Regions from separate parts of the Mus musculus genome. Here region 2 is linked to region 1. A link is a loop called in an ENCODE intact Hi-C map of the cell type or tissue named here. Cell type or tissue: heart. All regions are shown on one strand. Links, peaks and the distances in the headings refer to the core of each region. The heading gives the core; the rest is flanking DNA.

Region 1 (15,063 bases), core at 4,060-12,059:
CATGGGTCTCAGTTTCTCCAGGGAGAAGTAGAGGGTGGGAGGGATGCAGCCAGGATGGAGATGGAGTCCAGATGTCCAAGTGATGAATTTGGCTGTAGTGGTGGTGACTCCGGGCTCCCTATTGTTCCCCTCTACCATCCAGGGTGTGGCCTGGCCACCTTCCCCACCCTTCCACGCCGCATTGCCAGGCTTTGTTTTGTTAAACCAAAAATAGGAGAAAAGCTAGGAAATCTGTGGCAGTGAGCCCAGGCCTGGGGGAAGGGAGCACGGCTCGAGTTGTGGCCAGTCCACAGAAACGGTCCTTGCCCCATGAGGACCTGTGGCTCAGAGGCCATTCCCACCATCGTTGGCACCTCAGCCATACGGCTATCTGAGGAAAGAGCCTTTCCAGGTTCTCTGATTCCTGGCTGCTCATCAGAGCCAGCCTCGACATGGCCCTAGTGCGCCATGGCCGCTCAGTGGGACTAGTACCCATCCTTGTCTTCACCGAGGTTCCTCTCGCTCTGGCCCAGGGTTTCGGTGTATGGGAGTTTGCATGCATGTGTGTCTGTGCACCACATGCCTGCGGGGCCAGACGATGATACCGGGTTCCTTGGGACTGGAGTGTCAGGCAGTTAGCAGCCATGTGGGCCCTGGGAATAGGACGCAGGTCCGAGGGTTCAGACGCAGCCTTTACAGCGTGGGAGAGGAGTCCGGGCCTCACCTTGGCTGGCCAGGTTTGGATGTTGCCTGCCCTACCTGAGCTCTGGACAAAGGTGCCTCTTCACACTCAGGGAAGTTTTAGCTGACAAGGGCTAAGGAGTGCTTGCTAAGGGTGGGCCTGTGGTGTGTGTGTGTGTGTGTGTGCGCGCGCACACGTGTGCTCACAGGCATTCTTCAGTCTGCCCTCAGTCTATGCTGCTGCTACAACAGTCCCACCAAGCCCCTGTCTTCACAGATGTGGATGAGTGTGCAGAGGGCAACGGTGGCTGCCAGCAGAGCTGTGTCAACATGATGGGCAGCTACGAGTGCCATTGCAGAGATGGCTTCTTCCTCAGTGACAACCAGCACACCTGTATCCAGCGGCCAGAAGGTCAGCCCACGGCCATCTAGGCCCCCAGGCTTCTCTTCCCAGCTGCCCCTCAGCACTCTCTGTCCCACACTCTAGACTCCTAGCGTGCTTAGACACTGTATTCCAGACTAATCTAGGGAATGGAACCGGGACCTGCCCAGAGTAGAAACAAAGCTATTTTGGGGCATTCTCTGGTCCGGCGGTACGGTGCTGCAAATTCCTGCTCGCCAGCATTTGTCTGTAAGCTGTTCCTTCCCTGGGACAGCCTCACCTGCGTGCGTCCCTTTCCACAGCCTGGATCCATGGCTCATTTCCTCACTGGGCCATGATGGTCTGAGAGCAGCAGGGAAGTCCAATTTGCCTTTGTGTCCCTGTCACTTAGCGTGCTGCCCTGCCTGTGATGGCAGCTTAATAAATCTTTGTGGTCTAGCCAAGTGTGGTGGCACACACCTTTAATCCTAGCCTGGGTGGGGGGAGGCAGAGGCAGGCCTATCTGTGAGTTCCAGGACAGCCTGACTACACTGAGAAACCCTGTCTCAGTCTGATGGCTGTTTCTCTTCTTCAGGTTCCTAGTCTCAGTGTAAGCTCTCTGAGGAAAGATACCCTGTTTTAGTTTCTCTGGGTCCCTCCTAGATCCGGAGAGCCTCTGAGTAGCAGGCTCAGCTGATTCTTAGAGTGTCCTTAGCCACAGCTGGTTCTGCCCCATTGAGGCTCCCAGTGCAGACAGAGCGCCAACGTCTCCTTCTCCCTTTTTAGAAGGAATGAACTGCATGAACAAGAACCACGGCTGTGCCCACATTTGCCGGGAGACTCCCAAGGGGGGCATTGCCTGTGAATGCCGCCCTGGCTTCGAGCTCACCAAGAACCAACGGGACTGTAAATGTGAGATTTGTGAGGGCAGGAGAATGGGGGGGACAGGAAGGTGTGGGGCCTCAGTAGCCAGAGGGCAGGGATGAGATGAAAGAGGCCTGGGGGCGGGGCACAGTGAGGAAAAGGGGCAGCTTTCCCCACCTTGAAGACCTGCAGCACAAGGGACAAGCAGGCTGACATGTCTCCTCTCTGTGCAGTGACCTGCAACTATGGTAATGGCGGCTGCCAGCACACCTGCGATGACACGGAGCAGGGTCCTCGGTGCGGCTGCCACGTCAAGTTTGTGCTCCACACCGACGGGAAGACATGCATTGGTGGGTGAAGCCACTTGTGACAGGATTGGGGTGGGGTCTGGGACGGAAGGGGAAGAGAGACCCTGGGGGACAGTGATGTCTAGGTACTGGATAGTTACTGATGTGGGAATGAAGACCAATGAGAGGACAGGTGGAAGGACCACTCTGAGAGACTAAAGGGCACACTTGACTACCTGCCCTCCCCAGGAGTCCCACCCTCCTCTTCCTCCCATGTTGAAACATTACCAGGTTCGGAACTGTTAGCAGGGGTGCTGGGCAACCAAGGCTTGAGGAATTCTGGGGCGGTCAGCTGAGCGGCTGACCCAGTCTCTGGTTGACTAGTGTGGTAGGGGAATGACCACAGCCAGTGTCCCTGCTGTGAACTGGTGCCAGGACACAGTAGTTGCTTCCAGAGCAGTTAGCCTTGGGCTGAAATGAATCAGTAGGGTGGCTCCAGCCCCTCTCTTCCTCTTTACCCTGGCAAACCCCCTTCCTACCCCTCACCTGATGCCCCAGGCCCACCTCACACCCAAGCATCTGGTGGTACTGACTTTCCAGTGTGCCTGTGGCTGCCCACCCCCCCTCACTTGCTGCAGCCTTCCCGTCCTCTAAGCCTGAGACCCTTCTTGAATTCCTAGGCCTGACCTGACTCTCCAGGTTCCTGGATGAGCTAAGTCCTTAAAGTGAAGGTTGAATTCCTTCCGTTGCTATTTCTTGAGCGGTGAGAGGGCTGACAAGATGTCTTCTTGGAGAAGTGGGGAGTGAAAGGCAGGGCTCTGGCTGGGCATGAGGCAGGGCTCGGGCCAGTCAGAGGTACTTGTGCTTGGGCTGTGGACAGTGGTGCTTATGGAGGTGTGTGTCACTGCAGCCACAGGACGGGGATCAGACAGGCTCACAAGATACACATGCTTTCAAAGGCTGCTGGAGCCGAAGCTCTCCCAACTCTGCTCTCTAACTCTTCTGAGACCCCAAGACAGGCTCAGGGCTTCATGCTGCTTTTTCTGACTGCTGTTCCAGCTCCCTTCTTATTCTCCTGACAGGGCTAGTTCTTCTGCTTTGCAAACCTCCCACCACCCCCTGGACACACCACAAAGCCTCCCCCCCCCCATTCTTCCAGAAGGAACTGCATGGGGAGAAGATGCACGAGGCAGGACAGAGGCCCCTGGGGCAGGAGACCCTGTTCCCTTGTTCTCAGACGGCTGCTTTGTAATTAGGCTTGAGCTCTCTAACCCCACTGAGACCCACTGAGTCCTCTGGGCAGAGCAAGTGATGCTCCTCCCTCCCCATCCTTCTCCCTTTGCCCCCAGGGAGTGAGCCTACTTGCCTTGGACTTAATTTTTCTTGGCAGGGGGAAATGTCACTGGGGTTGTGGGGACATGCAGCTTGAGTGGCGAGACAGGAGTATAGTTAAGGGATTTAGAGGTGGCGAGATGCGAAACTTGACACCCGTGCCAGTTTTGCCTGGCATGCTGTGCGTGCTATGCGGGGGTTGGACCCGCAGCTGCTCTCTCCGAGACCCAGCATCTCTGCTTTATGGTCCCTTGATGGGGGCTTGATTTCTTTGAGGGTACCAGGCAGGACAAGGCTGAGGAGCAAGGCTAATTTGGGATCCCTGGAATCACCACATGGGGCTAGTGGTTTGGACCGTCAGGGTGGAGGGTGCGGGGTGGGCCTTGCCCCAATCTAAACGGCTTTTTTACAATGTCAAACAGGGGAAAGGCGGCCAGAGCAGCTCGGGCCCACTCAGGCCGTTTCTAATGGTAAATATGCCTGCCCTCCCTGTGCTTGCTAGGGAAGGGCTAACCCGCTGGGGCTCCCACTAACCTTGCATGCCCTCCAGGGCTCCCCTGGCAGTGCGGGCTCTGGACCCATCTGGTGGCCTAGGAAGCTTCCTGCTGGTCATCTTCCTGGTCCCTGGCTCTCCTTCTTATGCCTCCTCCACCTCTCATTGCCCTGGTCGGTCCCTCCCAGCCATGTGCACCCCTCGGTCCCTGCAGCCAGTGCCATCTTGCCCACTGTTCGCACTGTGGCTGAGGGAAGTATCTCAGAGCTGAATGTCATCTTCTCTGTGGGCCACCCTTCTTGGGTTCCTTCCTTTCTTTAGCACACCACACAGCCTCAGCTGGTGATTTCTGCCTGACTCTGGGTCCCTCACCAGCCGTCTTCTCTGAGCCCTCAGCCCACTCCTCTGGAGGAGGGGAGTGACAGTCTTCCTTCTCTTGGGTGTGATAATTATCATGTGGTCCACGCCTGGCACAAAGGACAGGTCGAGCTGTGCCCTCCTCCCTGTGCTCAGCCATTGTCCCGCAGAGCTGAGCATCTCTGCCCAGCTTCTTGGTCCAGCCTGGGGTGTATGCCATGCCAGTTCTGTTAGCACCCATCCTGGCTGCTTCAGAGGATCTACACACAGACAGCATCTTGTCCCCCACTGTGCTTCTCCAGGCCTTGGGAGCCCTCGGTCCATACTTAGAGCACTTTTGGGGGAGTCTGGACTTGAGCTCCTCGCGGTCTGGGGGACCTCGGGGAGACCACAGTGAGACCAGGGCAGGCCAAGGACTCCCAGGCAGAGGTGGGCTTCTTTTGGAGCCCTGGCACACTGCCCACTTTGGGGACAAGGGTGGGCCTAACATCCTCATTCTTAGAACAACTCTTCTCTCTTGTCCCATGGAGGCCTTAGGATGCCAGTGGGAGAAGACTTGGTGCCTGGGACAGACCACAGCACCCAGGTCCCCATGCCAGGCTCTTGCTGTCCTGGGGCTGATGGCTTTCCCCAGAACTCTCTCTCCAAAGCAACTGTTTAACATCTGGTCTCCTCCTGCTCTGGCCTCTCTGCCACAGACTGAGCTGACAGGAGAGACCTAGCTGAAAGCTCTGAGCTTTCTCTTCTGTGTCTTCCACCATCTCTCATTCTTTCTCTGGATTCTTCTGCGCTCTCCCCCCCCCCACCCCGCCGCGCCCCCCCCTTCACAAAATATCTCATCAGCAAAAGCAAAGAACCAGAGAGCCACCGTGTTTCCAGGTAGACAGGAGGGTTTGGGGAGGAGTGAAAGGAGGGTGACCCAGGGCTGCAGTGTCAGAAGGGTGGGAGGGGTTGAGGGGGGGTGGAGGGTAGGGGATAATAGGGGGTCTTGGGGGTGAATTGATGGGGAGCCCTTAGGATCTTGAGACACTCTTTCCTCGAGGCCTTTTAGGAGACTGTCCATCACAAACACCCACACTCATCCTCAAGATAGGAGGATGAAACTGGTCTACCCCTTCTTTTCCCTCAGGCCTTAGGATGCTAATGCTCCGATGCTCGGTGCCTAGGACGAGCCCTCTTTAGCTTTCCTCTCCTGCTCCCCTGCCCCCACCCCCAGCACATTCCTGCCTGACAGCTCTGGCTTGTACCTGCCTCACTGCTGCCCACCTTGTTTCAATCAAGTAGGGGGCAGGGATGCTGAGCGAGCGGAGCGCGAGAGAGAGAGCGCTTCCTGCACTTGTGAGGGGTGGGAGGAAGGAGAGGCTGGAGCATCGCTTAACGCTCCTGCTGACCCCCCCCCCCTCCACCCTGTGAGGTGGCTGAGGGCTTCCCTCAGGCCCCATACCTGAGTCTGACATTCTTCTAGGCTAGTAACCCTATTACCACCTACACTTCCCTCAACAGAAACCTGTGCTGTCAACAACGGAGGCTGCGACAGTAAGTGCCATGATGCAGCGACCGGAGTCCACTGCAGCTGTCCTGTGGGTTTCATGCTGCAGCCAGACAGAAAGACCTGCAAAGGTGAGATCTCAGAGTGAATGGGGACACGGAGACCTCTGCCAAAGGGAGGGGAGAGAGTTCCTAGGTGACCGACCACGCCTCTTCAACGCCCTTTAAGGCTGTCAGTTTCTCCCACCTCAGTTCAGTGGGCACAGAAGTCCAGCTACCACTTTGCTGCCCCCTGGCCTGGTCTCCCTTGTTCCCTCTCTCACCCCTGTCCCTGTATTAGGGAGAAGGGTCTCAACCCTGGAGGGACAGTTGAGCCTGACTCTGTGTTGTTGTGCCTGAGCCATGTGGGTGGTTTAACTTCCCAGCGGGTCTGGAATGATCTCTGGAAGCATAGGTAGGAGTGCCCACACCAGGGCCTGGTTCGGTCCGCCATGCTGTGGTGCCCAGGCTTCCTCCACTGAACCTGGCTCATAGATGTGCGCAGAGATGGATGAGCGGTGATCAGTGAGAAGAATTGGCCCTGTGGGGACCTTTTGGCTTGGCTCTCATTATGACTTCCATTCCTATACTACCCACCCCATCTCCCCTCCTGCCATTACCTGGGATTTGGGGGAGATGAGAAGGAAAAGGGGGAGGGGAGCCATTCTGCAAACGCTGACTCAGCAGGTCCGTCCGTGTCCTCTGGTAGGGAGGAGTGGGGACTGGGTAGTGCCGGGCTCCTTCTTTGTGTCTCTTGGCCCAAGAGCTGCAGGAAGGGGAGGGCGGGGGCAGCCGGTCAGCCAGCCGCAGTAGAGAGGTTTCCTGCTGGGAAGGGCTGTTGACAGGTAGGCCAAGAGTGAAGGCCCTGCCCCCTCCCCTCCACAAGTGCTGAGTAGCCTGGGTCCTGTCTGCCACCAGCTCGGGGGAACTTGACCTCAGGAAGGAAGCTGCCCACCTGCTCCTTTCTTAGTACCCAAAGCTGCCAGGCTCTGAGCCTCTGCAGACCATGCCAGTCCCGTCCCCCTCCTGGCCCCTCATCTCTAGCAGCTTCTCCCTCTATCTTAGAAGTCCTCTCTACCCAGCCTCTTTGGCCAGCCCCTCCTCTATGAAGGCTGCCCTTTTACAGCATGACCAGAGGCCCCCAGCCTTTGTGACAGGAAAGGACAGCCCTCCCTACAGTCTTGGGGATGGCTGTCAACTGGAGAGTAAGGGACATGGACCAGCCTGGATCTCACATGGCCACCTGCTCCCATAAGTCTAGACCGTTGCTCCCTGCTGGCATAGGTGGTTCCTGGACTTGGCTTCAGGAGAGATGGTGTTAGTAATGGCCAGATATCCTAAACAGGGAAGACATGGAGACAGAAGGTGACAGCCAAGTTAAAAGGGCCAAGCCAGGGCCCTCCTTGATTTTCCTTGTCTCTGTGAGGAAGAGATCTGGGCTCCTTTGCCCCTAGCCTTCAATGCTGTCCTTCGTCCCCAGATATAGACGAGTGCCGCTTAAACAACGGGGGCTGTGACCACATCTGCCGCAACACAGTGGGCAGCTTCGAGTGCAGCTGCAAGAAGGGCTACAAGCTTCTCATCAACGAAAGGAGCTGCCAGGGTGAGCCGGCTCCGGCCAAGGGGGCGAGTGTCAGGGATGCTGTATTCCAAGCGTCTCTGTAGGCAGGGCTATGCCGCAGACAGACAACGGTAGTCCTTCCTTCTTGCAGGCCAGCTCCATGCTGAAATACACAGCTTGGCAAGGGGTGAGCAAGCTTTCACCACAATCCAGGTTTTCCCAAGTGTGGCCTGCTGCAACTAGGTTCCACATGCACAGGTTCCAGACCCTGGCAATTCTGGTGGTGCACTTTTAATCCCTGCACTTGGAAGGCAGAGACAGGCAGATCTCTGGGTCTGAGGCCAGCCTGGTGCGTTCCAGGATGGCCAGGGCTATACAGAGAGACCCTGTCTCAGAAAAACAACAAAAGCCCCAAACCCCAGACAAAGGGTACAGAGGGAGTTGTGCGTGCTCAGATCTGGAGTTAGGCCAAGGTCTTTCAGCATCAGAGCCCATCACCTGAGCATGGACCAGGTGCCCCGAGACAGACTCAGTGGTTCGAATCCTTGCTGTTCCAGATATAGATGAGTGCTCCTTCGACCGAACCTGTGACCACATGTGTGTCAACACCCCGGGGAGCTTCCAGTGTCTCTGTCATCGTGGCTACCTTCTATATGGTGTCACTCACTGCGGGGGTAAGCCAGCAAGATCACACCTACACCTGCCTGCTTCCCAGACACCCCAGCCCTCGACTCTTCACACTCCAAATGGCTGTGCTTGTAATGAGAAATCCTTGGATGGTTCTTGTCTACATCCAACAAGATAAAATAGAAGGCACCTTCCAAAGACCAGCTGGGAGACAGGATACCAGAGAGCAGCATCCTGGCAGCAAGATGCTTGAGGGTTTCACGTAGCCCAGGATAGCTGCACACACACACACACACACACACACACACACACACACACACACACAGCCAGTGGTGACCTCGAACTCCAAACCTCCAGCCTTCACTTCTCGAGGGTTGCGATGGCAGGTGGCACAGACTCTGCCTCCTAATTCTACCTTGCATTCCCCATCGCTGTTCCCAGAGACCCACCCTCTCAGTCTCTAGCCCAATGAGACAGTAAGAGAGGAAAGTTCTGAAACCTTGGTCTGGTTGGATTGGCCCCTGCTCAATGGCAACTATGACTGGGGATGTAGAGAAGGGAGAGAACTTTGAGCTCCTCACAGGCCAGAGAACCTTTTACTTTGTTTATGAGAATGTTAACGTGAGACCTACCTTCCTGACAAGATTTGTAAATGCACAGTAATCTCTATAAGGGTACTGGCAATCTGATCTCTGACTCCTCCCACAGATGTGGACGAATGTAGCATCAATAAGGGAGGCTGCCGCTTTGGCTGCATCAACACCCCAGGCAGCTATCAGTGTACCTGCCCAGCAGGCCAGGGCCGCCTTCACTGGAACGGGAAGGATTGCACAGGTGTGTGGCGCCCTCTGCTGGCCAGACATAACAATGCTGTTTCAGGGGAAGGTGTGAGGGGGAGCCTGCTGGGTTTAAAATGTGCAGGTCTCCTTGGGCATGTAACTAGTCCCCCTTTCCGCATTAACTCTCTGAGGGCAGGAAGACAAGGCATGTTCATATTCTCAGACCTTGCTTCCCTTCCTAGAGCCAGTGAAGTGTCAGAGCAGTCTTGGAGCCTCAAAAGCCATGCTTAGCTGCAATCGCTCGGGCAAGAAGGATACTTGTGCCCTGACCTGTCCCTCCCGGGCCCGGTTCTTGCCAGGTATGTGAGAGAGACGGGGTTCTGGGGAGAAGGGAGGGCAGACTGGCTGTTCAGCAGTGCCTCTGTTCCCCCGGGGTTCCTCCAACCATTGGGGGTTGAGAGGTGGGTCAGAGCTGTGATAAGCCCCTTCTTTCAGAGTCAGAGAACGGTTTCACCGTGAGCTGTGGTACCCCGAGCCCTAAAGCTGCTCCAGCCCGAGTGATCCACTCTGGGAACAGCACCGTCTCCAGCTCCTGCCATGGTGAGCACCTGCCCAGAGTCCTCCTCTTCTCTGCCCCCACAGTTCTCCTCATCCCTGGCCGACTCACCCTCTACCTCCCTTGTTACTCTCTAACTCTCCAGCTTTGCTGCCAAGCTCCTCCTATCTTACCCCTCCTATCTGTTACCCTTGGCTTTCCTGATCCCACTCTCTAGCTAAACCTTACTGCTGAGCTCGGAGCCACCTCCCAGAGCAGGCCGTCCCCAGGGTCCCCAGGCCCTGGAGCTGTGCTGAGCTTCTCTTCTCCCTCTAGAGGCTGCAGTGCTGCCAGTCAAGCAGAGAGCCTCCTTCAAGATCAAGGATGCCAAATGTCGCCTGCATCTGCGAAACAAAGGCAAAGCCGAGGAGGCCAGCAGGATCCTGGGGCCAGGTTTGGACCTCCCTCCCTGGCCCCACCAGGCTCTCCCCACCTCTCAGCCCCTCTGCCTAGTTCTGTCATGGATTCACCTGCACCCTGGGCTGTGGATAGAATGGGGAAGCTGTTGTAGGCTAAGGCCCTGGAAGTCCCCGTCATTCCCTCCTACCGAGAAGAGGGTTGGGGGTAGGGATGTCTGGGGCGGATGGAGAAATAGGAGAGTCAGAAGAGAGAACTTGTCTTCAGTGGAAGCTACAGTTCGAGGTTGACACGGCCTCTGTTTCCAGGTAGTGTCCCCTGCTCTGACTGCCTGGTCACTTTCATCCACCTTAAGTGTGACTCTTCTCGGAAGGGCAAGGGCAGGCGGGCCCGGACCCCCCCAGGCAAGGAGGTTACCCGGCTCACCCTGGAATTGGAAGCTGAGGTCAGAGCAGAAGAAACGACAGGTGGGCCTAGGGACATTGTTGGGTGGAGGGCCAAAGAGGAGGGCACATAGCCTGGATCCAAAAGGGACAAGCCAAGGGAAGGGGGCACCTCAACTCTGGGCCTGTGTAATGGCGAGCAGCAAACTCCAGGGCTGCCCCTGTCGGCTGCCTTCTGCTCTGACCTCTCTCTCCTCATTCTCTGACTCGCACAACCATCCATTACCAGCTGGCTGTGGGCTGCCTTGCCTCCGACAGCGGATGGAACGGAGGCTGAAAGGGTCCCTGAAGATGCTCAGAAAGTCCATCAACCAAGACCGGTTCCTGCTGCGTCTGGCAGGCCTTGACTATGAGCTAGCCCACAAGCCAGGCCTGGGAGCTGGGGACCGAGCAGAGCTGGTGGAGGTCTGCCGACCTGGGCAGCACCGAGCAGGCACCAAGTGTGGTAAGGGAGCTTGCCGGGAAGCAAAGGTGTGGGGAGTGGGGGAGGCCCAACTTGGCCCTGGCTCAGAGCAGAACAGGACCCCTTGTCTCAGGTGAAGCTCTCAAAACGTGAGGTGGCGAAGCCCCTCCTGCCCACGGGCCTCCTTTCTCTGGTCCCAGGCTGAACCTCGGACACTAGGCAGGGCCGGCAGTTCTCCTGCACTCAGATTTGACATCCCTATCTCTCCAAGCAGGGTTCTGTTCGTTCCCTAATAGATCTCCCATGGCTGGAGGAGCGGGAAGGGGAGTCTTAGGCCTGGGTGGTGGGAGATGGGGGGGTGGCTAGCGCGGCCGACTCTCCCTCAGTCAGCTGCCCGCAGGGAACGTATTACCACGGCCAGACGGAGCAGTGTGTGCCATGCCCAGCGGGCACCTTCCAGGAGAGGGAAGGGCAGCTCTCCTGCGACCTTTGCCCTGGGAGTGATGCCCATGGGCCTCTTGGAGCCACCAACGTCACCACGTGTGCAGGTGCCAGGGGAACAAACAACGCAGAGTGGGCTAGGGTGGGCACTGGGATGCCCGTGGGCATGGGGTTTCCCAAAGGGCAGGCCCAGGCTCCAGGCCAGTCTCCTAGTTGATGTCCTGTTTGTATGCCTCCGCTGTTCCCTAAGACTGGGTGACCCAGGGAGTGGCTCAGGACCAACCCCATCAGAGTTGGGCCCTTGCTTCATTGCAGGTCAGTGCCCACCTGGCCACCATTCAGGAGATGGGTTTAAGCCCTGCCAGCCATGCCCCCGGGGCACCTATCAGCCTGAAGCAGGGCGAACCCTGTGCTTCCCCTGTGGCGGAGGCCTCACCACCAAGCATGAGGGGGCAGTCTCCTTCCAGGACTGCGACACCAAAGGTGAGCAGGTTATTTACTCCCCGGAGCTTCCTATCCTCAGCTGCCACCCACCCCACACATCTCCAAGCCCCTCCACAGACCTGAGTGTTATCTGACCATCTTCCCTCAAAAGTGAAGACCCAGGTACCTAACTGTACATGTTCTTGTTTCAGAGCTGCCCCTTGGGCCAGACCTGGGGATAGAAAGTGACTAAACCCTTCCTCCCTGTCCAGAGTACATTGCAGATTGGTAGCCATTTCCCTCCATCCCCCTAAGTGAGCTCCTGTATCAGTCTGACACTGCTCAGGGAGGGCCTGCAGGAAGAGGAGGGTGCTGTAGCCAGCCACTTTGGAAGGTCTCTCTTCCCTGGCTTTAGACTATGTCTGGGAAAGGTAGGGACCCTGGAAGAAACCTGGGAGTCTCTGATGTCTGGATTCTCCATGACAGATGTGCCTGTCTATCCACGGTCCAGATGCCCACTTTCCTACCATCTTAGCTTCTGCCCTCTTCTCTCGCCTGCAGTCCAGTGCTCCCCGGGCCACTACTATAACACTAGCATCCATCGCTGTATCCGCTGTGCTGTGGGCTCCTACCAGCCAGATTTCCGTCAGAACTTCTGCACCCGCTGCCCAGGAAATACAAGCACTGACTTTGATGGCTCGACCAGTGTGGCCCAGTGCAAGAGTACGTGGCTGGCCAGGCTGTAGGGAGTGGAAAGAGATCTTGGAGCCATGTGCACGGGAAAAGGGGGTGGGAGGTGGTAAGGCAGCGGGGAAGGGGGCCGGAGTGGGTGGGTGGGCAGCTGTCAGGGATGCCTGTAGCATCCTTTTGGATACTGGAAGGGCAGGAGGAGGGTGGACCCAGCACCCCGGAAGAGCAGGTGGTGATCTAGCATGGTTCACCACCTATGTTTGTTCTCCCCCTTCAAGCCCCTCAGCCTGCCCACCACGGTTCCCCACTGACTGTCCATCTCTCCCTTGCTCTCTCCACCGGGGTGTGGCTGCAGATCGGCAGTGTGGCGGGGAGCTAGGTGAGTTCACTGGCTACATCGAGTCTCCCAACTACCCGGGCAACTACCCGGCCGGTGTGGAGTGCGTCTGGAACATCAACCCCCCACCCAAGCGCAAGATCCTCATCGTGGTCCCCGAGATCTTCCTGCCCTCCGAGGATGAGTGTGGGGACGTCCTGGTCATGAGAAAGAACTGTGGGTGCCTGCAGAGCCGGCTGGGGGGTGGGCACGTGGAATCTGGTTGGGGAAGAGAAAGACCTGGGACGGTGGAGTGGGGAACCAGCAGATACACGAGAGGAGCCTTGGGGGACAGAAGCTAGCACAGGACCTGTGGGACAGGTTGGGTGGGCAGCAGTGAGGGAGCCAGTCCTGAGGCTGGGATGCCAGTGCTGCCACCTGACTAATTCTAACCCTAGCCTTTCTGCCATCCTCGTCCCATAAAGGTCGATTTTAATGCACCTGATTGTGCAGTAGTCGGCCTTGTAGAATAAACCTGGGGCTGGCAGAAGAGAGGGTGTGTGGCTAGCTGTGTGTTTATGGGGGCTGGAGGGGGGAGCCTCTGTCAGAATGACCTCACAGCCCCACTAATCTCCTGACCTGACGCTTGCCTTGCCAGCCTCCCCATCCTCTATCACCACTTACGAGACCTGCCAGACCTACGAGCGGCCCATTGCCTTCACCGCCCGGTCCAGGAAACTCTGGATCAACTTCAAGACCAGTGAGGCCAACAGCGCTCGAGGCTTCCAGATTCCCTATGTGACCTACGATGGTGAGCAAGGGCAGGAAAGATGGGGCGGTGGGTGGGTCTTGTAAGCGTACCAGGAGAGCAGAGTTCCCACGCTCAGCCCCCAACCCTGTTGACTTTACAGAGGACTATGAGCAGCTGGTGGAAGACATAGTGCGTGATGGCCGGCTGTATGCCTCAGAAAACCACCAGGAGATCCTAAAGGCAAGTGAGCGTTCGCTGTGGTGCGGATGGAAATGGGTATGCACCGATGTGCAAGCAAACTGCTAAGTACAGCCTGCCTTTCTACTCCTGGCTCTGTGGGGCATGCGCTTTCTTCACTGCCGCTTTCCAGATGAGAGAGGTAAAGGGCTTTCCCATGATAGGCCTGGGCTCTGGACCCAGCTCACAAAACCAGTGTCAGCATACTGCGTCACCCCTGGGAGGACAGGAGACATCCTCTGCCTTGTCCATCACAGAGGCAGAGAGGGTAAACTGCACAACGATATACGTTGTTTACTTTTTTGAGACAGAGTCTTAAGAGTCTAGGTTGGCTTTGAACTCCGGGTTCCCCTGCTTCCCGCTCCTAAGTGTTTGGTGGGATCACAGGCCCAGAGGAACGAACACCACCCTGGGTCTGTGGATCCCGATTTGAGTCCCGCCTGGCGTAGTGCTGCTCCCCTTTGATCCCAGCACTCAGGAGGCATAGGCGGGTGGATCTCCGAGTTTAAGGCCAGTCTGGTCTATATGTGCAGTGCTAGGGTAGCCAAGGAGACATACTGAGACCCTTCCAAATATTTTTTTTTTAACTTCACTCTTTTAGTTATGGCTATTTGTGTGGATATGTGCATGGGATTGCAAGGCGGCCAGAGGTGTCAGATCCTCCTGGGGATGGGGTAGCAGGCAGTTGTGAGCCATCTAATATGGGTGCTGGAACCTAAACGCACATCCTTTGCAAGAACTATGTGTGCTCTTAACCTCTGAGCCATCTCTCCAGCCCCACGCCACTGTTTGAAATCAAATGTAACTGGGTGTGCTGGTGCACATATGGCCCGGCTATTCAGGAGCTGAAGTGGAAAGATCATTCAAGCCCAAGAGTTAAGAAAACAGCCTGGGTGACATGCTGGACTCCATCAGACAGCGAATCAAATGCACCGTGCAACTGTATGCACAAAGTAGTGCAGCCATGCTGGAGCTGGGGTGGCGCACCTTTGACTGCAGTACGTGGGAGGCAGAGGCAGAGGCAGGAGGATCTCTGGGAGTTCTAGGTCAGCTTCAGGCCAGCCCTAGCCACACAGTGAGACTCTGTCCTAAAGGAAGGACTGTATAGAACAATCGTCTTGGTTAGAGTGGAGTTACGAGGCTGAAAGCCCCAACTATCTTAGAACTCTGTGTGCAACCTAGAAGCCAGGAGATTCATTGGTAGTTGGGTTGGGTCTCTGTGGGCACGGGGCTTGTGCATGTGTGTGGGTCTTGGGAATTAAACTGAGGTTGTTAGGCTTGGTGGTAGGGGCCTTTCCTCATGAATCACCTCAGTAGCCCCTAGAGAGGAGTTTTAAGGAGGCGGTGGAGAGGTGAGCTGGAGAGACCTACGAGGAAAGGTTTGAAAGGAGCTGTGGGATGACCAAGGAACAGTGCAGACCAGTGAGTGCAGCACTAGTGTGTTGTATTGAAGGACGCCAAGACTACTGTCATTCCACAGGGGAGGAAGAGGAGAGGGAAGCAGGACACAAGTGACGTACAGCTAGCATGTCACACAAGGGACCTGACTCTTCCTGTGA
Region 2 (15,063 bases), core at 4,519-12,518, 78 kb before region 1:
TAAAATCTAAGAAAAAAAAAAAAAACGGGTGTCAGGTGTCAGTGGCGCAGACCCCAAGTCCCAGTGCTCAGCAGGCAGAGGCAGCCAGATCTCTGCGAGTTTGAGGCCAGCCTGGTCTACACAGCGAGTTCCAGAACAACCAGGAGAGACCCAGAGAGACCCTGTCTCAAAATAAATAAAAACAAACCCCCAAACGAACAAAAATTAAAATCATCTCTACACTCAGGAGGCACCGGCAGGAGGACCAGCCTGGCATATGAAAGAAGCTGTCTAAGCAAATAGACAAAAGTCCAGAGCAATTCAATAGAGAAAGGAGAGTCTTTTTTTCCAGCAAATGCTGTTGGAACAACCAGACAGCCACATGTAGAGACCTGGTTCTAAACACTGAAACGGGCAAACGGCATCCCATGTTTAGACTGTGGATTTTAAATCATTAGCAGCAAGAAATTAATCATCAAAATAGGAACCATGGCCAGGCGTGGTGGCGCACGCCTTTAATCCCAGCACTTGGGAGGCAGAGGCAGGCGGATTTCTGAGTTCGAGGCCAGCCTGGTCTACAAAGTGAGTTCCAGGACAGCCAGGGCTACACAGAGAAACCCTGTCTCGGGAAAGAAAAAAAAAAAAAAAAAAAAGAACCATGGCAAGCAACACATTTCGCCAAGGAGACATTCATTTGAGTTGTTTACTTGTTTGAGGTAGGGTCTCCCTGGATATCCCTGACTGGCCTGCAACTCACCATGTAAACCAAGCTGGTCTCCAGCTCCAGCTCCACCTGGCTCTGTTTCCCAAGTGCTGAGATTACAGGTGTGAGCGTGCCGAGTTTATTTTTAATATTTATCTGTTTATTGGTGAGGGCACATGTAATTAAACTCAGGTTGTCAGGCCTGGCAACAAGTGTCAGCCCACAGAGTCACCTCCCCAGCCCCCAGAATCCTTCGGTGCTGAATAACGACATCAGGAAGTCACATACAGAAACTGTAAAAGCCAATACCTGCTTGAAGATAAACTCCTTTCTTCCAACTGACAATCAAGCTTGGAAGCGTCATGGACTCTCTCCGTCATACCTGTAATTAGAAGAAGTTCTGGTGGACAGTTATCAACCCACACATGTCTGAATCTCCTCAGGGTCACTCGTCTGAAGGCCCCCGGGGTTATATCTGAGTCCACTCAGCCAGTCACTTGTACTTCCCCAAGGGCGTGCTAGAAATGCTCAGGGCAGTCCAACACAGTGAAGGCTAAAGTTCAGGCAGGCACAAAATGAAGCGGATTCAAAGATAAAGCTGTCAGGGCTGGAGAGATGGCTCAGCGGTTAAGAGCACTGTCTGCTCTTCCAGAGGTCCTGAGTTCAATTCCCAGCAACCACATGGTGGCTCACAGCCATCTACGATGGGATCTGATGCCCTCTTTTGGTGTGTCAATGATAGTGTGCTCGTATACATAAAATAATCAAGAAGGTTATTAGTATTGCACACCAGTTTGCATTGGGAGGCTCGAGGAAGGTTCCCTCCTTCTACCTTCTCATGGCTGCCTGGGCATCGGCTCAGTCATCAGGTTGGTGGGGTCGGGGGAGCTTAGCTGCTGAGCTGCCTCACAGGCCTGAAAAGGCACAATGTTTTGTTTTGTTTTGTTTTGTTTTGTTTGTTTTTCGAGACAGGGTTTCTCTGTGTAGCCCTGACTGTCCTGAAACTCACTCTGTAGACCAGGCTGGCCTCAAACTCAGAAGTCTGCCTGCCTCTGCCTCCCAAGTGCTGGGATTAAAGGCTTGTGCCACCACTGCCCGGCAAAAGAAAATAACTGTAGAGATCCCATAGGACAGCACTGTCTTTCTCAGAAGGAAACATGACAGAAGTATTTAGAGTCATGCCTGTATCCTCAGACAGTAAGGAAAAAGGAAAAAAACACACACACACAGAGAAAATTAAAAATGGAGGAAGTCTCTGGGTTTTACGTTTCAACAAATTGAAAATATTTCATGGTGAGAAAATTGACTGGACTTTGATAGAAAATCTAGAGTCCTTGGCTGGGTTATAAAAGCATAAACTACAGGCTGGACAGATGGCCAAGTGGTTAAGCCACTTGCTGCCCTTTCCTAAGAGCTGGGTTACCCTTGGCTCACAAGCATCTGTAACTCCAGTTTCAGGGCGCCCGACATCTCTTCTGGCCCTGAACACACACGGTGCACAGACATACCTGTAGACAAAACACCCACTCACACAAAGAAAAATAAACCTTTTTATAAAAACAAAGGTGACCGGACCCTGCTCTTCCCAGCATCTGTGCAGTCCTTCATTATCCCAGCCGAAATGGCTGGCATGACACAATCAGATCCGTAAACAAATCCGAGGTGAAAGGAAACCTTCAAAGCTACAGCCACTCCTCAAGAAACTCTCCAACTGCAAGAAGCAGCCAGTTCCGCCCAGAGCACTCCGGAACAAGGAGGGCTTAAAGAGTAGAGATTTAAGTGTGGCTACAATTCTTAAAAATTCAGATTGCCCCCCTAAAAAAAGAAAACTGCAACACAACAAAGCCAACGTGTTATACACAGTTCCAAATTTTTACAAAAGGAATTTGATTGTATACTCAGGAGTCACTGTACCTATGGATGCAACAGCCATTGTAAGAACTGTTTCCAAACCAGCAGCACCAGCACGCCCTGACCTTGAACCCCACAGGCCAGGTTCCTATTTGGATACACAACCCCAGCCCGAACCCAACCCACCCCACCCCACCCCTCCGGGTACACCTGGATCTTGTCTCAAGTCACAGCGTTAAGCAGCAGCGACCCCGCGTGGCCACAGAGGAGAGACTAACTGTCCAGCGTCACAGGAAATCCATGGCAACGCTTGTGCGGGAGCATTTGAAACGAGGGGGAGGGAGGTCCGGACCTGCAGTCCCCGCACTTGGGGGACCCTGCCTCAAGCAGATACCTAGCCTGTGCGAGCTCGGGGTCCCGCCGAGGTGGCCCTTTCCCGGGGATGGCGGAAGCGGTGCCCCACGCGTGACCGAGGGGAGCTTCGCTCGGGCGGAGGGCTGGGGACACCGGGAGGTCGGGCCAGTCCGCAGTCCTCCGTGGCCCACGGGACCTCGTGGCGCCGTCTTTACCCCGCGCCCCTGCGCGGACCCTGGGGTGAGGGCGGCCGTGCTCGGGCGACGGTTGAACCTACACGATCGGTGCCCCTGGGCGCTGCTCGCGCTCTCCCGGGTGTTTCCCCCGCGGGATTCACGGGAGGCGCTCTCTGCCGCGCCGGGCTCCTTCCGGGCCGCCCTCTCTTTCACGTCTGGCATCCTGGTGATGGTGGTGGTGGTGGTATCTGTGTGGTGACAAATGTTGGGGGCTCGTCAGGGCCAGGGGGGACCAGAGCTGGCGCAGGAAGAAACTGAGGCCGCAGCCCCGACGGACGCCCCTCCCCTTACCCCTCTCCATCCCTCACCACCCCTTGTCTCTCCCTCTCAGTATGCCTCTTCCCCTCACCTCCTCTTCCCCTCTCCCTTCCCCTCTTTCATCCCTTCCCCTCCGTGGCTCACCTCCGCCCTCCCCCTCCACTTTCTCCCTCCCCTTCCCTCTCTCCACTCAGCTCACTTCCTTCTCTGCCGGCCCGCCCGCTCTGGCTGGCTGGGCGGCACGGGGTGCGGGTGGGCTAAACCACTTGGGGGGATGAGGCAGGGGCGGCGTGGCTGGGTGGAGCCACTGAGCCCCACGTCGATGCTGTCACACACTCCACATCCCCACCCTGCGAACTGAGCAGGAGTGGGAACGCCCGGTGTTGCCAAACAAACAGCTTAGGTGTCCTGGCAACGAGGCGCGAGGCGCGTGGCAGCCCTCCCCACCAGCATCGCGACCCGCCACCGACCATCTGCCGCCACCTTGGGTGAGACCGAGACTGGGGCAGGACGGTCATCCCTATTGATTCCAAGTGTCAGGATCTGGGGCTTAGGGGTAGCCTGCAGAGCATGCACAGGGGTGCTAGCCTCGAACTGCTGACCCTACAGCCTCTGCCTGAGTGCTGGGGTCACCCGTGTGAGCCACCACCAAGGGTTCATGTAGTGCTGGGCATGGAAGGGACCTCATAGGCTGAGCTCCATTTCCAGATTCTTAAAAAAAATGGAGGGTGAGGCCTGGAGAGATGGCTCAGCTGTTAGGACCACTGGCTTTCTTCCAGAGGACCAGGGTTCGATTCCCAGCACCAACATGATGGATCTCGGCCATCTGCCACTCCAGTTCCTCGGGATCATACTTCCTATATTTACATATATTTACATACACGCAGGCAAAATACCCATACATATAAAATTGTCTTGTTTTACATATAACATTCTCTTGTGTTTTTTGCTTTTTTCCCAAGACAAAGAAAGTTTCTCTATGCTGCCCCAGCAGTCAGGGAACTCTTCTGTAGACCAGGCTGGCCTCAAACTCAGATCTTCCTGCCTCTGCAGGGATTAAAGTCTTTTAAATACCCACGCCTTGGGTTTGGGGAGAGAACATGGAGAGGGTGTTTTTCCCTCATATTCTTTCTGGCCTCTTAATTACTCTGACTTGAAGTCATCATAAAACCTATGCAAATGCATCCCATCCATGCAGTACCCCAGGCGTTCAGAAGAGGGCGTGCGATCCCCCGGAAATGGCTGTACCGCCTGATGCCGCTGCTTTGCTTGCCAATCCCTGACTTTGGAAAACCTGAAAGTAACGGTGCAGGCCTGTCACCCTAGCTACTGGGGAGACTGAGGCAAGAGGACAGACTGGCCAAGGCCTGCTTGGACTACACAGTTCCAGGACAGACGAAGCAACTAAAGTTTAAAGACAAAACAAAGCCAGATAATGGGTGCAACTTAGTAACAAAATGCCGGCCATGTTTGAGGGCCCAGGTTCAGTTCCAATACTGCAAGGTAGGATTTACTGAAAAGAATTTAAGGTTGTAGCTTGGTTGGTATCCCTGGGTTCAATTCTCACCGACCACCTAAACTATCTCCAGCACATACTAAGCTTCCTTCCTCCCTCCCCATTGTGCTTCTTGGAATTTCGGGGTGTGCTTCTTGGAATTTCCCTCCAGGTGGTCAACGGGGACGTGAACAGAAGCTACGCAGTGATGTCACAGCTTCCTGTCACATGAAAACTCGGAGTCTGGAAAGATGGCACCCAAGTGGCGGCCTAGAAATACCTGGTGCCCTCTTGTGGGGCCCCTAAGGGTGTGTGTGTGTGTGTGTGTGTGTGTGTGTGTGTGTGTATGTACACACACATACACATACATGCAGGGAAAACATTTTTTTTTATGACATGTTTTCTCTGTGTAGCCCCAGCTATCCTGGAACTCCCTCTGTAGACCAGGCTGGCCTCAAACTCCCAGAGATCTGCCTGCCTCTGCCTCCATGCGTACTGGGATTAAAAGCTTTCGCCACCACTGCCTGGCCTATTTGGGACTATTAATGTCAAGGAGAGAAAAAAAATTGAGCTTGTTTTTAAATAGTAGCCCTCCCGATAAAAGAATCAGTGCTATAGAGCTCTTCCCAGATGTCTGAATTCCCCTAGGAATCTATCTGTACTCGTAAAATAGCCGCTCTCTATATAACATCTGTGGGTCAGCCAAATGCACTAATGGGCCAAGGATCCAGCTTCCAATCCTGACCTCCTGAGTTCAATCCCCAAGACTCCCATAATTCCAGGAGAGACCTGCCACACACGAGCTGGCCTCAGGCTCCACACCTGTGCCACACCATGTACACACACACACACACACACACACACACGTGCGCGCGCACACGCACGCACACACATACACACAGTGTAATTAAAACTTTTAAAATCTGACTTCTCTTGGAGGGTTGTAGGGAGATAATCAGAGCAGGCATCTATGGTGGGGGTGGGGCTGAAGCAAGAAGAGGGGAGCGTGGAGGTGGCCGAGGAGGGAACCGAGGAAGGCTAAGGGAAGCGTTTTCCCAGAGCCAGGCAAGGTGCAGACGTCCAGGATCCTTATCATTAACACTTATCAGAAGCAGCCAAGCAAAAGTTATCGTCAAGAGCCTAGAAGGACGAGAGGAGATATGGCCTCCTTCCTCAGGGAGGGGGATGGGGGGGTGTCTTAGTTAATCACTGACTTCCTGCTTAATGATTTACTGGGCGCTTTTACATTCCAAACACGTACAATAGCCCCCAAATCCCACCCATGCAAACAGGCAAAAGCGGGTGTCACATTGGACTGTCCCCACGTATGAGGCCTGATGAGAGCCATTTCGAGGCGTAACCAAGAGGAATGGGCAAGAGGTTGACCAGATCACAGGCTACTTCTGAAGTCACACTGAGTGCTCTGCTCTGGCTGAGATGCTGTCCACGTGCAAGGAGATGTAGCACGTAGGGTCCTGGTGAACTCCACGGGGGGGCGGGGGCAGGTCAGAGAAAGGTTGGGGGTCCCAAGCACATAGGATTTCCTATAAGGCCGTTTGTCTGTGACTGAGTCTCGCTCCGCTCTGTAGCCCAGCTGGCCTCCTACTCAATATGTGGCCCAGGCTTCCCTCGAGTGTGTGATGCTCCTACACCTGCCTCCCAAGTGCTAGCTTCCAGGCAGTAACACCACAGCAGCCTCTCACATCTATTCCAACCCTTAATTCCCACTCCCTTTAATTACTTGAGAATTATCACCCTGGAAGGAAGGGCTGCCTGTCTAGGCTATCTAATGCCTCTGTCCTCCTGGGTCCCCACAGCCCAGATTGAGAAGCAGGTGTGTATATTTCCGTCCAGCCCCAGCCTGATGTTTCACACCTGTAATCCCAGCACTTGGGAAGTAGAAGCAGGAGGTCCAAAATTTTCAAGGTCATCCTTGGCTATGTAGAGAGTTTGAGGCCAACCTGAGCCACATGTGAACCTGTCAAAGAAAGAGAAAGGAGAGAGAGAGGAAGAGAGGTGTGTTGGGGGTGGGGAGGAGGGTGAGGGAGAGAGAAAGTACTGAAGAAAAGAAATGCCAGGCCCCTGCCCCTACAATCCCCGCCCCCATGCCTCCGCCATTCCCCGACTGGGTGAGTGAGACTGAATAGATATTCTCATTGGGTAAATACGGTTCTGTGTACCCCTACCCTAGGAAGCAAATTATACTGAGAGTCGGTCTAATCCCCAAAGATATTCTGAAAAAAAAACCAAAAGACAAAAAACAGTGGCCTGCTGGTTCCACGTGGCTATGAGGGAACTCAAATTTTAAAAGAAATCCTGGGTGCGGATGGGGAAGTAAAAAACAAAACAAAACAAAAAAAGCCCAAAAACCAAACCAAACCAAACCAAACAAAACCCCTAATATTACTAAAGCCGTTCTGAGCTCAGGATGATAAAAGAAAGACTGGTCCAAGGTCACCACCAGTTTATGGAAAAAATTTCGAGACGAATCCACACAGCTCAGTGTGTTTACTGTGCGATGTATAGAACTTTGGAAGAGTTAATGCCAACACTGTAAATAAATATTTACATCTTCTGAAGGAAAACCGCGTAAATGATAGGTCACGGACGGAAACAGTGAGGGCTTAAGTTAAATAGAGGCCAAGGCCGTCAGGTCGACTGGAAGATAAACAGCCGGCCCAAGCGGTGGGGGTGCAGTAAATACAGTGCGGGACATTTAAATGGAACCAGTTGGACTCGTGTAAACTGGGGCAGACTCTCCCCGGGGCCTCCCTCACACACAGAACCGCACGTCAAAACGATTGGTTTTAGTCTCTTGACAAATGCGTTTCTTTCCACCGACTCCCCACAACCCCCCAAGGCTATGAGAAAGGCTGAGGTAATCTGGAGGTGGCTTAAGGGTCAAAGGGAAGTGTGGCGGCTGTAATCGCGACGGATCCCGTAGAGAGCTCAGAGTCCAGAACAAAGAAGATTCTGGAAGTTACAATCACGACATTGCTTCTGAACCAGTCTTTCTTCAACAAGATTCAAGGGACTTTGCTGGTCCAGAGCCCTCAGCACACTTGCCCAGAACCCACACTCCGTGGATGTCGCTAACGGTCCTCAAAAAACAAAACAGTTTACCCTTTCTCCAGAGCACCCCTTAAACCTTGTAGTCACAGGTTGCGCCTATGATTACTCTGTATTGAACTGGGGCTGGGGCCATGGCAGCAGAACTGGAGGGTTCTGTCGAGCGACCGGTAGGGGGCAGCAGAGGGCAGCGAGACTGTCGAGGGAGAACCTGGGATTCCCCCTCCCTCTGCCTACTTCCCCCCTCCGCTCTCCCCAGTGACTCAGCAGCCACAAACGCCAACTTGAAAACGTTCTCTAAGCTACGTCCCCAAAACAATTGCTCCTTGTGCCCGGGACACGGGCGCGAGTTACACACTTAAGCTGTTCCCAAAGAACTATATTCAGTTGGTTTTCAACTCCGGGGAAAAGCTGGCAGCCTCTTTGTGGATTTAAAAAAAATAATAATTTTTTTTTTAAGTTGGAGGGACAATTAAACCTTTATGGGCCCCAGAATGTACCTAATGCAGACATAAATAATGCCCTCATTTCTGTCCAATATGCTTTCTGGCAACAGAGAGGGTTTTGGGTTTTTTTGGTTTTGTATTTTTATTTTTTTGCCATGTCAGGATAGAGTTGAGCTCAGGTCCCAGAAACCCATTTTGATTAGGGCAGGTGACAGGGGTCAGCAGGAGTCATGACTCTGACCCTAAATATGACACCAGCTCTCTCTCATAAAATGGACACATCGCAGGCCTCCGGGCCTTACTGGTCTTAAATAAATCACTTACAGAACTCTTAAAAAGACTTCCCAGACAGCCACCAGGATTTTAGGCCAAGAAAACTCGTTTTGTTTCCTTCGTGTGTTTCTTTGGGTCCATTTGTCAAGAACCCTGACTGCTCTCAACACAATACAATACATTCACATACTTCCAACTTGGTGTCCTTGAATGGTCCACGGGATTTCATTTTAATCCAATAATATCATTAAATGCTCCAGGGCCTCCCTTCTTAAAGGACGGTTTGAGCAAACCCTTTTGTTGAGTGAGGCAGCCTTTGTAAGGCAAATGACCAGCCACCAATTTTGTTTTCGAAATCTTGGGATTTCACATAGCCCATTTCCTCAGACGGGGGCCCCCACTGGAGGTGGGGGCCTGTGTTTTATTTTACCAACTTCGGTAAAGACTGTCTACTGGACACACAGGACTGGACAGGGATGAAGGCACTGCGAGTTAGCTGGAGCAAGAGATGGGTTTCAATCATTCCTGTCTTCTGTAATTATCTAAATTGTACCGAGAGCTGAATATAATGACCTGACAAAGAGTGACATGGAGAGCCAGTCTATTTGAAGTTGATCTCAAAAGAAATGGCTGAGAAGTTAGGGGGTCATTGCTGTAGGGGTTTTTATTTGTGGTAAAATAGTATAATATTTATCACTTTACCCGTTCCTGCATAGACAATTCCGGGACATTTTAAATAAATTAAAGTTACAATGTTGAGTAACATTGTTACTTATCTATACCCAAGCCCTTTCCATCATCCTCAACAAACGCTCTGTCCTCTTCGGACAAAGACTGCCCATCCACGTCCCTCCTCCCTCCTCCCTCCTCCCAGACCACCGCGGCCTCTCTCTCATCTCTAACAGTAGAGATGTCACACACACCAAGGTTTCTGTAGTTCTTTCTCCCTTCCTACCACAAGAGAACGGGGAAGTTGCAGTGTGAGCTCACACACACACACAAACACACACACTCACATATACACACTTATATACACACATTCACACACATTCACTCACACAGACACACAGGCATTCTCTCACACATACACACACACATTCACTCACATACACACATTCACTCACATTCACACACATGCACACATACACACTCATACATATACACATATTCACTCACACATATATGCACACACATGCACATATACATACACATATATACGCTCACATACACAGACACACAGACACACTCAGATGCATTCACTCACACACACATTCACTCACACACATATACACATTTACTCACACACACATATACACATTCACTCACACATATGCACATTCATGCACACGTACATATTCACTCACACATATATGCACACTCACACATACACATGTACACACTCACACATACACACTCATACATACACATACACACAATTCACTCAGTCACACACACTCACACATATGCATACACATTCATACACATATATACATACTCACAATGCATACATATTCACACACACATATACACACACTCACACATACACATTTACTCGAATATATATATATATATATATATATATACACACACACACACTTACATACAAATAACACATTTTCCTTCACACACACACTCAGTCTCACAATTCATTTACACATACACCTCAGCCAGTGACCTATAAGGACACTCATACACCCACACACTCACACACACACTCACAAGCACACAGACACACACCTCACACACACTCACACATACACACACACTGCATTTTTCTACCTTCTAGATTCTTCCTAACACTGTCTCCACAGTCCCCCTCTACGTTGTCTACATGATGAAGCCTGGGCTCCCCAGAGCTTCCTGGAATGGTTTAACCTTGCTGGAGGGTCTGCAGCCTCCGGCAGAACAAAAGGAGGTCAGTAGGGCTGAGTCTCTGCTGCTCGCTGAGGAATGGCAAGAATTTTCTGACCCTGATAGTCTGAGAAAGCAAGAACAGGATAAGTTGGTGGCTGATATGGTGCTAAGCTCACTCACGTGTAGCCCTGATGTTCCTAAAGCCTGTGATGTACACACCTGTGACATGCGGGGCTAAGAGAGATGGGAACACAAGAGACATAGAGGCCTCCCAGGGCACCCTCAAATTCCATGCTGTGGAATTTCCCATTGAGCTGCTGACTAAGGAAGAGGCAAGAGGATTGTCTCAATTACCAGAGCAGCCCGAGCTATGCAGTGAGATCTGGCTGAATAGCCTAGAGTATATAGCAAGGCTCTGTCTCAACAGCTCCCTCAAATGGGGTGTGTGTGTGTGTGTGTGTGTGTGTGTGTGTGTGTGTGTGTGTGTACACACATATACCCAACATCCGCATACACAAACCTACACACAAATACAAAGGAGGGCTGTCCCCTCAAGGCAAAGGCTAGGAATACAGCCCAGAAGTGCCACTCCAGACCAGGCCAAACCACACCCTAGGCTCACTCTCAGTCCAGTCACAAGGAAGAAAGCACAGCAGAACCATCTCCAACCCCTGTAGGGTTTCCATCTCTTGTCCCACAGGCAGCAACCAAGGCACCCAGAAGGCTTCCTGTTCAGGTTTGTTGTTTTGTTTTGTTTTAAGATTCATTTATTATTATATATAAGTACATTGTAGCTGTCTTCAGATGCACCAGAAGAGGGCATCAGATCTCATTGCGGATGGTTGTGAGCCACCATGTGGTTGCTGGGATTTGAACTCAGGTCCTTTGGAAGAGCAGTCAGTGCTCTTACCCACTGAGCCATCTCTCCAGCCCCCACCCCACCCCACTTCCCCGCTCAGGTTTTATGCTGCCACTCATTATTTGGTCTCTTTCAGCTGCCTCCTATCCCTCCCCCACCTTGGTCTAATGGAGACCTCACTTATGTAAAAGTTGTCTTGTTCTCTAAGGAACTACTGAGGGGTTCCTCCCCAGCTCCAGCACTGCCAGCCTGCCCCCCCCCCCCCTCCGGGAAGGCTGCAGCTTAAAGGATAGAGAACTCTGGGCTTCAGAATGGGGGTGCCCTGACAGCAGCCAGACCACATAGCTATGCTCCCCAACTCTGAGAATTTGGGGGGGAAGAGGGGAAGCATCTGGAATTCTGAGACAGAGACAGACAGAGTGTGTGTGCGCGCGCGTGCGTGCATCTGTGTGTGTGTGTGTGTTTACCCTGGGAGGCCAGAAGAGGGTATCAGGTTATAGGAACCTGTGGGCCTCCTGACATAGATGCTGGGAACCCAAATCAGGTCCTCTGAAAGAGCAGCAAGTATTCTTAACTGCTGAGTCACTCTAGCCCCACATGACCCTCTCCACCCTCCCTCCCTCCCTCCCTCTCTCCCTCCTCTCTTCCCTCCCTCCCTCCCTCCTTTCCTCTCTCCCTCCCTCCCTCTCTCTCTCCCTCTCTTCAGTGTGCGAATGTCAGTCCCTCACTAAGTTTCTCTGTGCTTGGAACCAGTGTTTGCACTTGATGTTTCCAGAAGTTGCTAAGAGGGTCTCGCTACCTCGAACCCATGTGTAAGTTTATTAAAGAGAAGTTCATTTGTGCTCGCTACACTAAATCCTGGCTGGTCCCTGTGCATAGGACACAAGTTGGGTGAATGAGGCACGGGAGAAGTCTGCTTCCTAGCTTTTTATTGGTTTGGAGACGTGGTCTAACTGTGTAGCCAACCAACGCCTCTAGGTTAGGTTTACCTGGGCCAGATGCACATACACAAAGAGAGAGTTTGTTGCTTTGGCGTGCGTGCGTGCGTGGGTCCCACACAATCCCACTGTCAAGGTGACAGCTAAGCAGGTCTGGCCGCTGTCTTGGAGGCAGCTGCCTTTGCTCTGTGCCCTTGTGAGCCCTGCATTGGACATCACGTTTCCCTGAAACTGGTTTCCCATTGGCGCAGGGCTCCAGTCCTTTGGCCCCATCAGAAAGCAGTGACTCCTCACTAGGCTTTAGATTTGCATGTTCTTGACATCCAACAGAAAGCAGGCTTTCTTGTATTTGTTTATAATATGGGTTCTCCTCTGTGAAACAAATATTCTATTTACCTATTTTTTTTAAACATTTATTTATTTATATGTATATGAGTACACTGCAACTGTCTTCAGACACACCAGAAGAGGGCATCAGATCCTATTACAGATGGCTGTGAGCCACCATGTGGTTGCTGGGAATTGAACTCAGAACCTCTGGAAAGAGCAGTCAGTGCTCTCAACCGCTGAGCCAGCTCACCAGCCCTCTATTTTAAAAAAGACTTTCATTGGTTTGTTAGTTTGGTTTTCACTCTATACGTCCTGACAAGCCTGGAAACTCACAGCAATCCTCCTGCCTCAGCTGGAGTCACAGGTCTGAGCAATCATGTTAGGCTTCACTATGATTTGTTGTTGGTGTTTGTTGGTTCTTTGAGATGATCTCTTACGCTGCTCTGGGACCCACTGTACACTAAGTATCCTTGAACTTGTTTGAGCCCCTCTGCCTTAACCTCCCAAGTGTGTACCAGGATGGGTATCTTACTCTCTGTCCCTGGCTGACCCAGAACTATGTAGACCAGGCTGTCTTGGACCTCACAGAGGTCTGTCTGCCTCTTCCTTCCCAGTGCTAGGGTTAAGGGCATGGCTACCATGCCAGGCTTGCTGCTGCTTCTCCTTCTCCTTCTCCTCCTCCTCCTTTCTTTTTTTTTTTTTTTTTTTTTTTTTGGTTTTTCGAGACAGGGTCTCTGTATAGCCCTGGCTGTCCTGGAACTCACTTTGTAGACCAGGCTGGCCTCGAACTCAGAAATCCACCTGTCTCTGCCTCCCAAGTGCTGGGATTAAAGGCGTGTGCCACCACACCTGGCCAGGCTTGCTTCTTATTGAGTCAGGATATCACTAAATTACCTAGGCAGGTCTTAAACTTGGAATCCTCCTGCCCCAGCCTTCTGAGTAGCTGGGATCACAAGCCTGGGTGACCAAGGCTGTTTTACTCTACTGTTTTCAGGTGGAAGCTAAAGTTATAGGTTCGAGGCTGCAATAGTTGGTTTTAGTTTTCTTTCTTTTCTTTTCCATTGATTTTTTTTTATTTGTTGTTGTTGTTGTTGTTGTTGTTTTATTTTTACACACTTACTCTTACTGTGTGTGTAGCCCTGGCTGTCCTGGAACTTGATATGTAGACCAGGCCTCAGACTCACAGAGCTCCACCAGCCTCTGCTTCCAGAGTGCCAGGATTAAAATGTATGCCACCACATATTCTCCCCCATTTGTTTGTTTGTTTGTTTGTTTGCTTGTTTGTTTTTGGAGACAGGGTTGCTCTACGTAGCCCTGGCTAGCCTGGAACTCACTTAGTAGACCAGACTGGCCTTGAACTCAGAAGTCCAACTACCTCTGCCTCCCAAGGGCTGGGATTAAAGGTGAGCGCCTATACCTGGCTCTAGCTTTAATTTTCAACTTGGCCCAGAGTCACCTAGGGAAAGAATCTCAATGAGGGATTGCTTAGATCAGGCTGGCCTGAGGAGCTATGTCTGTGGAGGACTGCCTTGATTGATGTGGAAAGACCCAGTCCACTGTGGGGGGCACAATTCCCTGGGCTTGAGATCCTAGAGAAAGCAGAGTACTGGGTGTACATGTGTGCCCACTTCTCTCTGAGCTGCTGGGCCAACAATGTGACTGGTTGTTTAAGTTCCCCCCACTTTGGCTTCCCCACACGATGGACCGTACATAACTTGGAACTATGAGCTAAAAGTCAACCTTTCTCTCCTAAGTTGTGTTTTTGTTTTTATTTTTGTTTTTTTAATTTATTTAATCAGAGTGCTTTTACCACAGCAACAGAAATGAGACTAAAACAGAAACATCCCTGACCTTGATGGGTGACAAACTTTCATGCTGAGTTTCTAGCCTACTCAAAATATGTTTGAATTTCTCTTTGTATTCTCCTTTGACCCATGCATTATTTAGAAGCAAAGTTCCCAAATATTTGGGGATTTTCCAGGGATCTCTATTATTAGCTTCTAATTTAATTCCATTGTGGTGAGAAAACATTTTTTTTCTTGAATCTTTTTAAATTTACTGAGACTTGCCTTATGGAAGGAATATGGCCTATTTTGGTAACTGTTCTCTGGGAGTCTCAAAACTATGTGTGTTTCTGCTGCTTTGGACGAGACAGTTCATGAGATCACGGAGGTCAAGCCGATGGTGTGGCTCAAGTCTTCCAGAGCCTGACTTATTTTCGATATACGTAATTAAGGAATATCGACACAGCCAATGATTATGATTGCTATATTTATATTTGTAGTTCTAGTCTCTTTATTTTTTGTAGTTTCTGCCTCATATATTTTGAAGTTCTGTCATTAAGTGCAATTACTTTTAAAATTGTGAAGAACTGAGGTTGGGGTGTGGCCCGGTAGGTAGAGTGCTTGCCTTGCATAC

The links. A loop is a pair of places that touch in the nucleus more often than their neighbours do. Peaks named below come from ENCODE experiments on the same cell type or tissue, not always from the same donor. Only the 100,000 strongest peaks of a DNase experiment are listed, where the experiment ranks them.
Region 2: it touches region 1 in a loop (8-fold over the local background); 38 of 42 quality-filtered maps call a loop at or near these places.

The regions. Positions count from the first base shown.
Region 1 is chr17:28,154,955-28,170,017 of GRCm38, forward strand. Scube3 (signal peptide, CUB domain, EGF-like 3) reads left to right here. Exons shown (of 22, transcript NM_001004366.2): 4 at 938-1,072; 5 at 1,808-1,933; 6 at 2,119-2,235; 7 at 5,858-5,974; 8 at 7,362-7,484; 9 at 8,000-8,116; 10 at 8,778-8,903; 11 at 9,091-9,207; 12 at 9,344-9,448; 13 at 9,720-9,836; 14 at 10,109-10,267; 15 at 10,473-10,688; 16 at 11,033-11,194; 17 at 11,403-11,570; 4 more. Among named protein-coding and RNA genes, the nearest start is that of Zfp523, 15 kb to the right of the region's middle. In heart, for the core only: a CTCF peak has its summit at 8,923 (motif pointing left); DNase peaks (open chromatin) are centred at 6,663 and 8,927; H3K4me3 peaks cover 1,637 bases; H3K27ac peaks cover 1,615 bases; H3K27me3 peaks cover 6,560 bases.
Region 2 is chr17:28,076,995-28,092,057 of GRCm38, forward strand. It overlaps Tcp11 (t-complex protein 11), which reads right to left and starts at 3,645. Exons shown (of 10, transcript NM_001085555.1): 1 at 3,581-3,645; 2 at 3,165-3,311; 3 at 992-1,064. The coding sequence starts at 3,285. In heart, for the core only: a CTCF peak has its summit at 4,587 (motif pointing right); a DNase peak (open chromatin) is centred at 8,137; H3K4me3 peaks cover 784 bases; H3K27ac peaks cover 3,094 bases; H3K27me3 peaks cover 1,209 bases.